2 separate regions of the Mus musculus genome follow, and region 1 is linked to region 2. Evidence: chromatin contacts called from ENCODE Hi-C or POLR2A ChIA-PET data. All regions are on one chromosome and are shown on one strand. The core of a region is the stretch at or near the end of the contact, and the rest is flanking DNA. Distances in the headings are between cores, read along the strand shown.

Region 1 (5,580 bases), core at 2,113-4,612, 45 kb before region 2:
ATCTGACCTCCATATATGGGCTGTGTGATATGTGTGGTCTCACACACACACACACACACACACAGAGAGAGAGAGAGAGAGAGAGAGAGAGAGAGAGAGAGAGAGAACAAATAAATGTGAATCTTTAAGAGTTAAGTAAGCTAGAGATGATTAAAATATACAGAGCTCTGTGCATAGCTATATGCAAGTATCATGCCATTATATACAAAATACTTGAGTACCACAGGTTTGGGTACCTGTGGAAGGTAGGGCCGGTATTCCTGGAACCATTCACTGTGGGTCAACTGTATGTATGCTTTAGTTAGTATTTATAGTCACTATAGAACATTTTCTTCCTGCTCTAAATATTAAAATCGAGCCAGGAGTGCTGGTGCACACCTGTGATCACAGTACTGAGAAGCTCTGAGGCAAGCCTGGGACACAGACAGACTACGCTGTGTAGTGTTAACCGTCAACTTGACACAACCTAAAATTAGTTTAAGGCAGAATTATTTGGCTAGGGTTGGCCTGTGGGAGTTAAGGGCTTGTCTTGATTGTTAACTGACCTAACCCACTGTGGGCAACACCATTCCCTTGGCTGGGCCTGATGAAAGCTAGCAGAGCGTGCACTAAAGAACTGTGTGTTTATTCTCTGCTCTGAACTATGGATATGTTATTTTAAGGTCCTGCCTTGATTTTTCCCAAATAAATGGGTTGTAAACTGGAATGATAAGCCAATAACTCCCCATCTCCTCTATGTTGCTTTTGGTTGGGGTATTTTATTACAGTGACAGAAATGAAACTAGAACACAAATGCTACATCAGGTTTGTTAATCAATTAAAATAAGTGATCAGCAGCACTAGAAGGCCATTTACAAAGAGGTAGCTATTGGCGCCTCTGAAAGTTCTGCATCCAATCAATTTATTCAGATACCACTTATGGCTTTTGATGGTCTCTTCCACAAAGTCCTTTCTCCCCTAGGACCTAGAGTTGGTGCCAATGTGATTGTTGAGTGACTCTGACTTTCCTTCCCATGTACAGATTCTGCTCGTCTGCTCTTCTTTCAGCTTTCCACATAGTCGTTCATCCAACATTTATTGACAGCCTGTGTGTAAGGGCTGCCTGCATACATGGCGTCTCCTCTCCTGCCCTTTGCTGGCCCAAGCTGCATTGCCGGTGATCCATAGTCTTGCCTCTGTTTCTTGTTTAGCTGGTTTAGATTTTTAGACTGTGTAAATGGAAAACCCAGGTTGAGCAGGCTAGACCCTGGAGAGTGGAGAGAGGGGGAACTGAGACAGCCACTTTCTCTTCCCCTTGGTTGTCAGAAGAGCTGGGTATGTATGAGTTTGCCTGCCTCCACTTTGGTTTCTGGTGATCCTCTACAGAGGTGGGAGGGAGGATAACAGAAGAATACATCCCACACATACTCAGGATTGCTGAGCACAGCTCTGGGTTTCTGTATTCTGCTTTACTCCTTCTCTGGGAGAAGGGCCCTGATGGAGGCAAAGAGCTCTGGTTCAGCATGCTTTGCACTTGTTCCCAGGAACGTGGAGGGGCTGTGGTCTTGTCTCTGTGAATCATCTGTTCTCAGCCTAGGGAGGCCCTGCCTGAGGAGGGAGGGGCAGGAGAGCAGCTGCACCTCACCTTGGTGGCTGCGGTATTATCTGGGCCCAACGGTTTCTTCTGGGTAGATACTTCCGCCCGCCTGCTTGTAGAGCCTTAAAGACTCATGCTGCTGTCTTTGAGTGGAAAGGAACACCTAGCTCTAAGAAAAAGGGGGAAGTCAGCCTGACCTGAAGGCACACTCCTGTCATCAGGGAGCCAAGGCAAGGGGATCAGAACTTCAAGATCAGCAGGACATTCCTTTCTTGCTTCCATCATCTCTTTTCTAGAATCTGCTTGCAGCTGTGTAGATAGAATCAGGGGACTCTTTCGTTGGAATCCAGAATCCCTGACTCTTAAATAAAAGGATTATGGGGCTCTTGTCCATCTGAACTATGTAATGAAGCTACATGCTTTTAAAATAGCTGCTCTTTCCAAGCATCTACCACCCTGAGAAGATGCAGAAAATGAAGATCAGATAAGAGGCTTTTCTAAAGGAACTCATCTAGAAAGCATCGGACTAGAATCTCACCCTCTGCCTGCTTCTGAAGCAGAGGTCTTGCCCCTATATGCTGCTGAGTTCAATGAACAGAGGCTGCCCTGACTTCATGGTTTACAAGGTAAGATTTAGAAGGCCTGTGACGTCAAGATCTATAGACCAACTGTGATGAGAAGCAGTCGGGGCAGCCTTTGCAATGTGGGTGAGTTCTCTGCTGGTTTGTGGTAGTGGTTTCTCTTGGGCTCTTTGCACAGGGGCAGCACCAATGCCCTGTGCTATGGTCCACCAATGTGTTGGCTCTCTCTCTCCCTTGCATAGCAGGTCTGGGTTTGGAGTACAAAGTTGAAGGATGCTGTAAGAAGACACACAGGCATCCTTATCAGCCAATTCCCTGAAGAAATGGGACCCTGAAGAGACACCCAGAGCTATAACCCAGTAGCAGCAGACAATGGCCTCGGCACAGATTCAAGTCCCTACATCCCTCCCACGCAGCCTTAAACCGACATTCCCTGGGGAGAGTTACTAAGCGGGGGCCTTATGTGAATTGGATGTTTAGGACCGTGCCCTTTGCTATATTTAATAGGAATGGGAAAAAGGTCCTTTAGCAAGCAGCATGTCGAAGCAGATATTCCCACAACCCCCTAAGCTGCATGCATCAGAGCAGAGGAGAAGAGTAGCCTGCTGCATGCGGCAGGAAACTTGGGGAAACTTTGCTTGGATTCCTCTCCTTCTTCATACACAGATAGATAATAGATGGACAGACTGATAATTGTTTCCTGCAAATGGAATCCAGGAAAAGAGGTATCAAAGCTAAGGCTACTGAACACAGGAAGGCCAGGTATTAGGTTAAGTAATACAGGAGAGGATGGGGGGAGGGGGAGGGAGAAGGAGGAGGAACGGAGGCTGGGAAAATTGGTATGAAAAGAAGGAAATGGCAAAGAGAAAAAGGATGAAAAGGCAATTCTAATTTGAGGCACAAGGAAAGTAAAGAAGGCAGGCTAAAAGAGGGAGAGTTGAGGTGGTCTGAAAAAAGTGCAAAGCCCAGGGTCCTGAGAAACTTCCGCGAGAAAGGGGGCGCGGCGCTGCCCAGCCCATGTTTGGGCAGATTAATGGAGTCGTGGCGGCTCGGGCTCTTGAGTCCTGCCTTGGGAGGGACAGTATCTGTTTAGATTTGTGTCTAAATTTAAACCCCGATCCGGCCTCCCTCTCTGCTCCCCTCCACTCCCCTCCCCTCCTCCTGCGTCCCTCGGTCCCTCCCTCCCTCCTCCTCCTCCTTCCTCGTTCTCTGGCGCAGGGCCCCCAGCTGGGGCAGTCCCGCAGCCGAGTGCAGCCAGGCGCGCGCCGCCGCCCACTCGCCCTGTGCCCGCTACAGCCCCGAAAGTGACCCGGGCTGGGAGCCGAGGGGACAGCGGGGATCGTGGGCTCTTAACCCGAGAGAGCGGGCGTATCCGCAGCCGGAGGAAGACTACCTGGAGGACATGGAGGTAAAAGACCGGCGGGGACACGGGCCTGGGGGAGAGGGAGGTCAGAGCGCTCCTGCCCAGGTCGCCGTTCCTGCTCTCAGCAGGGAGCACGCAGCCGAAAGGTCGCGTAGGCCAAGTTGAGAAAGGCTGGTCCTTGCTCCTCGGAGACCCCTGTGGGCAGGCGTGGGCTTGTCAGGAAAGGACTTCAGGCGAAGGAGGGGCCTTTGTAGGGGTTCAGGTATTCTGACTGTGCACATACGTGCTTTGGGGGGGGGGTTTAGAAAATAAAACTTAGGTACAACTAAAGTCATAAACGGATAAAGGTGTGAACCAAGAACCCCAAAACAAAACTCCAGCAACCCTGACTCAGGCATTGAGAAACAGAGTTGGCAGTTGAAGCCGGGACTCTGCCCGCATGGCTTCCCGTTTTGATTGCAGTGTGGCTTTTCCGACCAGTTGTTCTCTTACTTCTGATGCCCCTTGTTTCTGTCACATCTTCTTTCAAAACTTTCTGAAAAGCTCCCTTGCCGCCGATCAGATAAACTTATTTCTGAGATATTAGAGGCTCTCCAAGATGCCCTGCCTCCTGAGGTTGTGTGCACCTTGGGGTGTGGTAGCCGTATCTGAGAGGTTTGCAGGGGCGAGTCCCAGACTTTCTCTGCGCTTCTCCAACCTCAGTGGAGAATACTGGCCACTACTTTCCATCCAGCTAGTTCATCTAGCTTCCTCCTCCAGGTCTATAGATTTCCAAAGAAATGTTTCCCTTCAAACCCAGACCAGCTGCAGGTGAACTCAGAGGCACAGCATTGGCAAAGCCCCAGGTTCAACTCCCAGGGTCACACACTCAAAGAAAGAAAAAGAAACTGTGACCTTTTATTGTATTCTAATCAATCTCAGTAGGACCTGGGATTTTCAAAGAGGAAAAAAGGAGATGAAAACCCACAGGCCTAAAGGTGATTCCTCCTCCCACTCAAAAGGAAAGAGCTCCTCCTTAGCCCAAGGTCTGCGGAGATCCCGGGCACAGAAGTTCAATCCCTTCCAGGCTTGAGTCCGCTCATCTCTTCTGAGCTTCACTGTCTGCTCTAAAAGAACAATAGCAAGGCTGCATATTTAGCTCAACCAGTTGTCCTAAAGTAGCAAGGTTGCATTTTGCATTCTGGGCACTTGGGAGTGCTGAGTACCTGGGGGGCTGGGGTCTGAGATGGACTCTCTGTAGCGACTTGTGCAAGTCAGGAAGCAGTTGATTAGGGTAGCTAGACCACAAAGCGTTCCAGATGGATCCCTACAGATGGTCAAGACCTTGCAAACTCAAAGCAATAGGATTCTCTGTGCTGACTACTGCTACAGGACAGAGGAGAGAAACAGAGGGGGGACCTGGGAGAGGTTCATAAAGAAACTGCTGTACTTACGAGCCCCCTCCTCGAGGAGGGCTCAGGGTACCTCTGGTGACAAGCCAGAAGCCAACAGAGCTGTAATGGACACAGGATGGAAGCCCAGCTGGACTTAAGCAAGGTGTTGCTTGAAGGCCCCCAATGCAAGCTCTAACTTTAATCTAGGGAAACACAGAAGGGGCTCCCTTCCCAGGCCCACTTCTTCCTCCCTCAGCTGAGGAAGAAACAGAGGGAGTCCAAGGCCCTGAAAGTATCAGCCCAGCAACTTCCTGTGTGGCTTGGTAGGCGGGAGGCACGAAAAGAGAAGGCCCTCCTGTCTACAAGCTGATATACACAGTAGCGGAAAAGGGTTGGATGGAGAGAGCCAAATTCCTATGTGCCAAAGGCTGGACCAGCACAGGGAAATTGCCTAGTCAACCAGAAGGCCAGACAGATCCGCTTACACCCATTCACCCTGAGGTGTGCCATGGCCTTGAGGGCCCACGGTGACTGTTTTTGAAGTTCCTTTCCAGAACCAGTCACAAAAGCCCAAACAAACAAGCGAAACACCACAACAGGTAGCAGCTGAGCTGTTGTTAAAGGAAGTAAAGAGGAAACAGAAGACAGAGGAGGCTACGAGATTCTCAGCTAGGAAGTGAAAGTCAG
Region 2 (5,284 bases), core at 74-2,573:
TGCCCTCCTGGAGTAAGGCTCCCACTGTGGTGAGGAGGGGTGACAGCCAGACAGTACGGATTCCCTTTCATCTTGATCTTCCACTGACACAGGTGGGCAGTGTTCCCCTTTGCCCAGCCTGGATTGGTTCAGAGTAAAGAAGTCTCTGCACACCCAGCCCCTGCTTCTAGCCTAGGAAGCAGAAGATAGGCAAGACCCCCCCCCAACCCCCCCCACCCCCCCCACCCCCCCCCCCCGCATCAGATCCGGAACTGAGAATTTCGAAGGAATCACATTCAATAAGAAACCAGGAATGTGGAAAAAAAAGGGACCCAGGACTAGGAGATTCTAGAAGAATCCTGCTGAAGAAGAAAATGTTTAATAATTTAATAAGTGTTATGCTTTCGGACAGGTGTACTGGATTGTCTCGTGTAGTGGGTGGCTTCCATTAGAAGTGAGCTGCGGGGAGCAGCCGCACACTAGTGTTAGAGGAAGAACCAAGACTTCAAGGTCAGCCAGGAATGGGTGGTGCATAGCTTTAATCCCAACACTTAGGAGACAGAGGCAGGAGGATCTCTGATTGGAGGCCCGGTCTACAGAATGAGTTCCAGGATAGCCAGGGCTACACAGAGAATGAATCCTGTCTCAAAAAACAAAACAAAACAAAACAAAATAGGGGGGTGGGGGAGAGAGTCAAATAGCATCTGGGAAAGTCAAAGGCAGCAAGAGTTCCCGAGGTGGGGGAGGGGTTTGCCTGGATCCCACGGGAGCCCAGCTGCCTTGTTCTTTTAGGTATGTGATTTTGCACTGGTAAAAGTGGCCCATGATTTCTAAAGAGGAATGCACTAAAGGGCAAAGGAGATGGCATTGATCTGAGGGTCTAGTTCTGCTTCTCAGCAAAAAGGCAAAATGCGGATGTCATCTTGCAAGCTTGGCTCAGATTGGAGGGGGTGAGGGTCAAGTACAAGAGAACCTTATTGCTGAATAGAAAGGCAGAGGGGCTCAAGGGTTGCGGATGCGCAGCAGGAGGACAGTCCCTTAGACATGCAGGCAGGCCCACTGCCCATTCTTTCCTCCCCAGACATCCCTAACCATTCCTAACACTGGTTTCCACCTTCCTCCTCCTCCCTATTGCCTGATTCACTGCCTCTCTTTTTCTCTCTGTGTCGTCTGTCACTCTCCCTCTAGACACCAGCCAGTAAGCCAACAAGAAGGAAACCACCTTGCTCCCTCCCCCTGTTTCCCCCCAAGGTAGAGCTGGGCCAGAACGGTGAGGAGGTAAGTGCCGCCCTGGGAGCACGGCTGCTGCCCGCTGCCCTGGGCATGCGCACGGCTGCTGCCCGCCGCCCTGGGCACGCGCACGGCTGCTGCCGGTGGGTTTTCATCCTCCTTGTAACAGGAAAGAGCTGCAAGCATCACAGTTTCAGGCCTTGACGTTGCCACAAGGGTGGCTTCACCTCCGGTACAGGAAAGAGTCTCTCTTAATACTTCCTGCGTCTTTCACTGTGGAGGCTAGCTCTCCCTTAAGCCTCCTTAAGGGATCAGTCAAGTACCAGAGCCATTTTTCAGTCCCCAAGTCTAAGGGTGGTAGAGGAGGTGTAGAAGGGTCCTTGGGGAGAGAAGCCATGTCCTCAGAGGCAGAGAGCTACAGTGCTGGAGAAGTTCATGGCCTCTCCATAGCCTTTGTAAAGGCTGGCCATTGTTCTGCATCACTGGAAGAAACCCAGAGCACACAGGAGGCCTCCTGCCTCTCGGATATAAATAGCCAGTGCTGCCGACTAATGAAGGCTCTGGTGTTATAGATCATAGCCAGTAATAGAGCCCCAGCCTTCATGCTGCCCAGTCTTATTTATCTAATTGTAGCTGTTAGAGTAGCTGCTGCAGGCCCCAACCCAGCAGCCCGGGAACCTTCGCTGTGGTCACGGTCACGGTCCTGCCAGAAACCAATTTGCATGTTGTCTTCAGGCCGCAGAGGCCAAGCCCAAAATAGAGCAAACAAGCCAAACAGCTCAGTTCCCAAGTCCCACCTTAGCCCCTCTTCTTCCCTTCCCTTCTTTTCTGGGACCAGCATCCTCATAAAAGGCACGGAGTACCCCTGTGAACTTGGGACATTTTATCCCCTACAAAGTGAAACGTTTGATGTAGATGAATGGTTTTCGAGCCTTTTGTCAGCCCCAGGGCTCACAAGCAGAAGTGCATCAAAAAGCAAAGAACCCGGGCCAGCAAGAGGGCCCAGCAGGTGAAGGTGCTTACGTGCCATCAAGTCCATTCATTGGCCTGAATCCGAGTTCTGTCTTTAGTAACCACATGGTAAAAGGAAAGAACCCACTCTCAAAGGGTGTTCTCTGACCTCTACACGCATGCAGTGACACACGTGCAACACACACATACACACACACACAATAAACAAACAAATTAATACTAGATAAGTGTGATTAAAGAGCAGTAAACTTGGTACTTAGATATGGCTCAGTGGTTAAGAGCACTGGCTGCTGTTTCAGAGGACCTGGGTTCTGTTACTCCAGTGCCAAGGAATCTGATGTCTTCGTTTAACCTCTCTGGACATCGGTGCACAGAGTTACATGCAGGCAAAGCACCTGTACACATAAGGTTTTTTTTTTCAGCCAAAATAAATTCTGAAACATTTAAAGGGCCGAGAAGTCACAGCTACCCCCCCGTTGAGTAGGTGCGGAGTCCTGGGTCCACCTGCTCTGGGAATAACTTCCCCTCCACTGAACAAGGGTAGTCTTGTGAGGTGAGAAATCCCAGGGGCTGAGTTTAAGAAACTCTGTGTTTTTGTTGGGTCCCCACCAGTGCTGTCATCATGGTGCTGTGACTTCATGGGGTTCCCAGACAAAGCTATGACCAGCAACTTCTCTTTACTGAGGGTCAACTTCTCCTAGCAGCTCTTCCCTGCTGAGCTTGGCACCTCTGCTGTGGTATAATGGGCTGTGGCTGCGGCCATCTGAGCTGTCCCCTGATAACCTAGGCTTGCCCCAAGAGGACTCATTGCTCCACACTAATACCTTATTTGTAAAATGAGAACGAGAACATCAGTGGAGGGGGCGGGGGATGCAGAAGCGATGCTCATGGGAACGAAAACAGATGCAGTGGGTCGGGTTTGTAGTGACTAGAGTATACAACTTCATTTCAGGGACTTTATGAGAATAGAAATTTAGAGCTTTCCTTGAAAAGTTAAACTCGAGGAATGGCCAAGGGATAGAATGGTTTTAGATTGAAAATCCATTCTGGAGTGAGATGCTGTGTGTTCATGACAACATTGCCCCCAGGGTTAGTCACTTTCTTTTTGCCTTGAAATTTACAGAGTAGGGCATCACGAACCACAACAGTGATGCCAGCACTTCGGAGGATTGCTAATTCAAGACCAGACTGGTCTACATAGCAAGCTCCAGGCCAGGATGTCACAATGAGACCTCTGTCAGAAAGAGGGTGCAGTTCACCTGCCTGGCAGGACTAAATGGAGGTGTTACAAGCCTTTGTAGTGTGTGCAGCCTACAGGAGCACCTACATCCCACAGGCACAGACGTTGCTCACACATGGGGGTGGGTAGGATGGCTGGGACTCCTATATATTCTGTGTCTGAGATGTGGAGTCAGCCCCAGAATTTCACCTACAGACTACAGGCAAAATGACAAGTTACCTTACCTGGGAAAACCAAATGACAGGGTGTTGAAAGGACATGAACACCACTCCATCCAAAACTATCAGATCAACAACTTATATCATAATACATTATTGGGATGGTATAGCAATACACATAAACATAAAAATGTATGAACACCACGTTGGTTCATCTCCACTGACTGACTTAGTCCCACCACTGGCCTGATGCCTGTGATTAAATTATCAACTAAATGTTGCCATCTGCTGTCCATGGTGTGAATTACATTGGCAGTTGTACGGGGCTTCATTCTGTTTTGTAGTCAAATCAGTACAGGGTCCGCAGTCCGACATCTGCTAGGTCTCTAGTACTGAAATTATATCACCTAAAGTGAACTTTGGTAGCAAAATTTTTGCTGTAGTTTCTAAAGCTGAAACTTCCAAAACACCATTCCCTTGTGAAGACCAGAAATTAAGAACCTCCCAGTTGGGACAGGAGGATCTTGACACTCACTAGAAACAAAAGGGTCCATGACTGACTGCCTCAGCAAAGTGTCTGACGAGGGAGACTCACAGCGATAATGGCAACCCAGAGCTTGAAGGGAAGGCCTCAGCATCCTTTGCCTTAGCCACCACATCCTGACAGGACAGGCATCCATCTGCCCACCAAAAGCAGAGTCAGAAGGAGGCAGGTCTCTGAGTCCCAGTCATCCACTGCCCCACTGCAGCATACTCTCCCTCGACACTGGGAGTCGACACCAGCTGAGTCGGTCTCTCTTCTTCTACAACTATAATATAACCAGATGTCTCAGAACATTACCCAGAGATCAGCAGTACTTCTCTTCTTATGGTTTCCATACACTCATATATGGAGACAGGGGTGGGTTGGAGTGGCCCAAACTATTGGAGAAACCCCTCCCGTGCTTGGCCTTGTCTATCAACCTGAAAGGCGTTTTCCGTTTCTTCACCCTCCCTTAATCATTACGTGGCTGCTGTCCTTCTTGCATTGTAGTGGGAATTTAGAATAAAACCAGGCACCAATCTGGAATTATACATATTTATAAATATGTAATCTGGAAGCAGGAATGATTCCTGGTGTGCACTGATCACAAAAGTAATTAGCAGAGTATACATAGTAGAGAGAGCAGCCTCTGACTGTTAGTTATGGGAAGAAACTAAATCACCTTCATCCTCATATAACTAACACAATCCGTGGTGGGATTGGTAGATACTTAACACACACATCGGCCTGTTTATATGAATATTCAGTGTTGGGGGAAATTCTGGCATATGAACCACGCTGTTGGTGGAATTTTCCAAAGTATTAATCCAATGGAGGGGCTTTAATAATACCTCTGCCTGATTTCATTCCCAGCCTGTGATTTATTGCTTTGTTTGTGACCAGAGAGTGGATGGCCATTTTGCCTTTGGTCTGTGAAATTCCCTCCAATTGTTAAGTTGCCTCGCAGAAGGCCATGAGGTGAAGGCCTTGATCCCCACAGACGTAGTTTTTCCTCCTAATGACAATGAAGTCATTCTTCCTGGGATGGGAGGTTTCCTGTGATATGAATGTCTGCCCCGACTTCTCAGCTCAAACTCGTGGTCTTCCTTGTGATGAGGTGAGGGGGTGGGAACAGCAGGCCTGTCTCCTCTAGGCCTGAGGTAAGTGGTACGGCACCAAAGC

What was found. A loop is a pair of places that touch in the nucleus more often than their neighbours do. ChIA-PET counts read pairs that join two places held with the same protein, here RNA polymerase II (POLR2A).
Region 1: a loop to region 2 is called in a map of heart, with 3 times the contacts of the local background. The contact joins the promoter of Rcsd1 here to the enhancer-like site in region 2. A Hi-C loop is called at or near these places in 7 of 37 maps with a recorded cell type or tissue (gastrocnemius and heart). POLR2A ChIA-PET finds 5 or more read pairs at or near these places in 2 of 5 experiments (both embryonic stem cell).

Annotation. Positions count from the first base shown.
Region 1 is chr1:165,705,876-165,711,455 of GRCm38, reverse strand. Rcsd1 (RCSD domain containing 1) reads left to right here and starts at 3,362. Exons shown (of 7, transcript NM_178593.3): 1 at 3,362-3,565. The coding sequence starts at 3,560.
Region 2 is chr1:165,659,539-165,664,822 of GRCm38, reverse strand. It overlaps Rcsd1 (RCSD domain containing 1), which reads left to right. Exons shown (of 7, transcript NM_178593.3): 3 at 1,168-1,257. Among named protein-coding and RNA genes, the nearest start is that of n-TPcgg2, 20 kb to the right of the region's middle. Within about 2 kb of position 1,323, at least 2 of the 3 ENCODE cell types and tissues checked have a DNase peak (open chromatin) inside an H3K27ac peak, as active enhancers do; they include gastrocnemius and heart, where a contact is called at or near this core.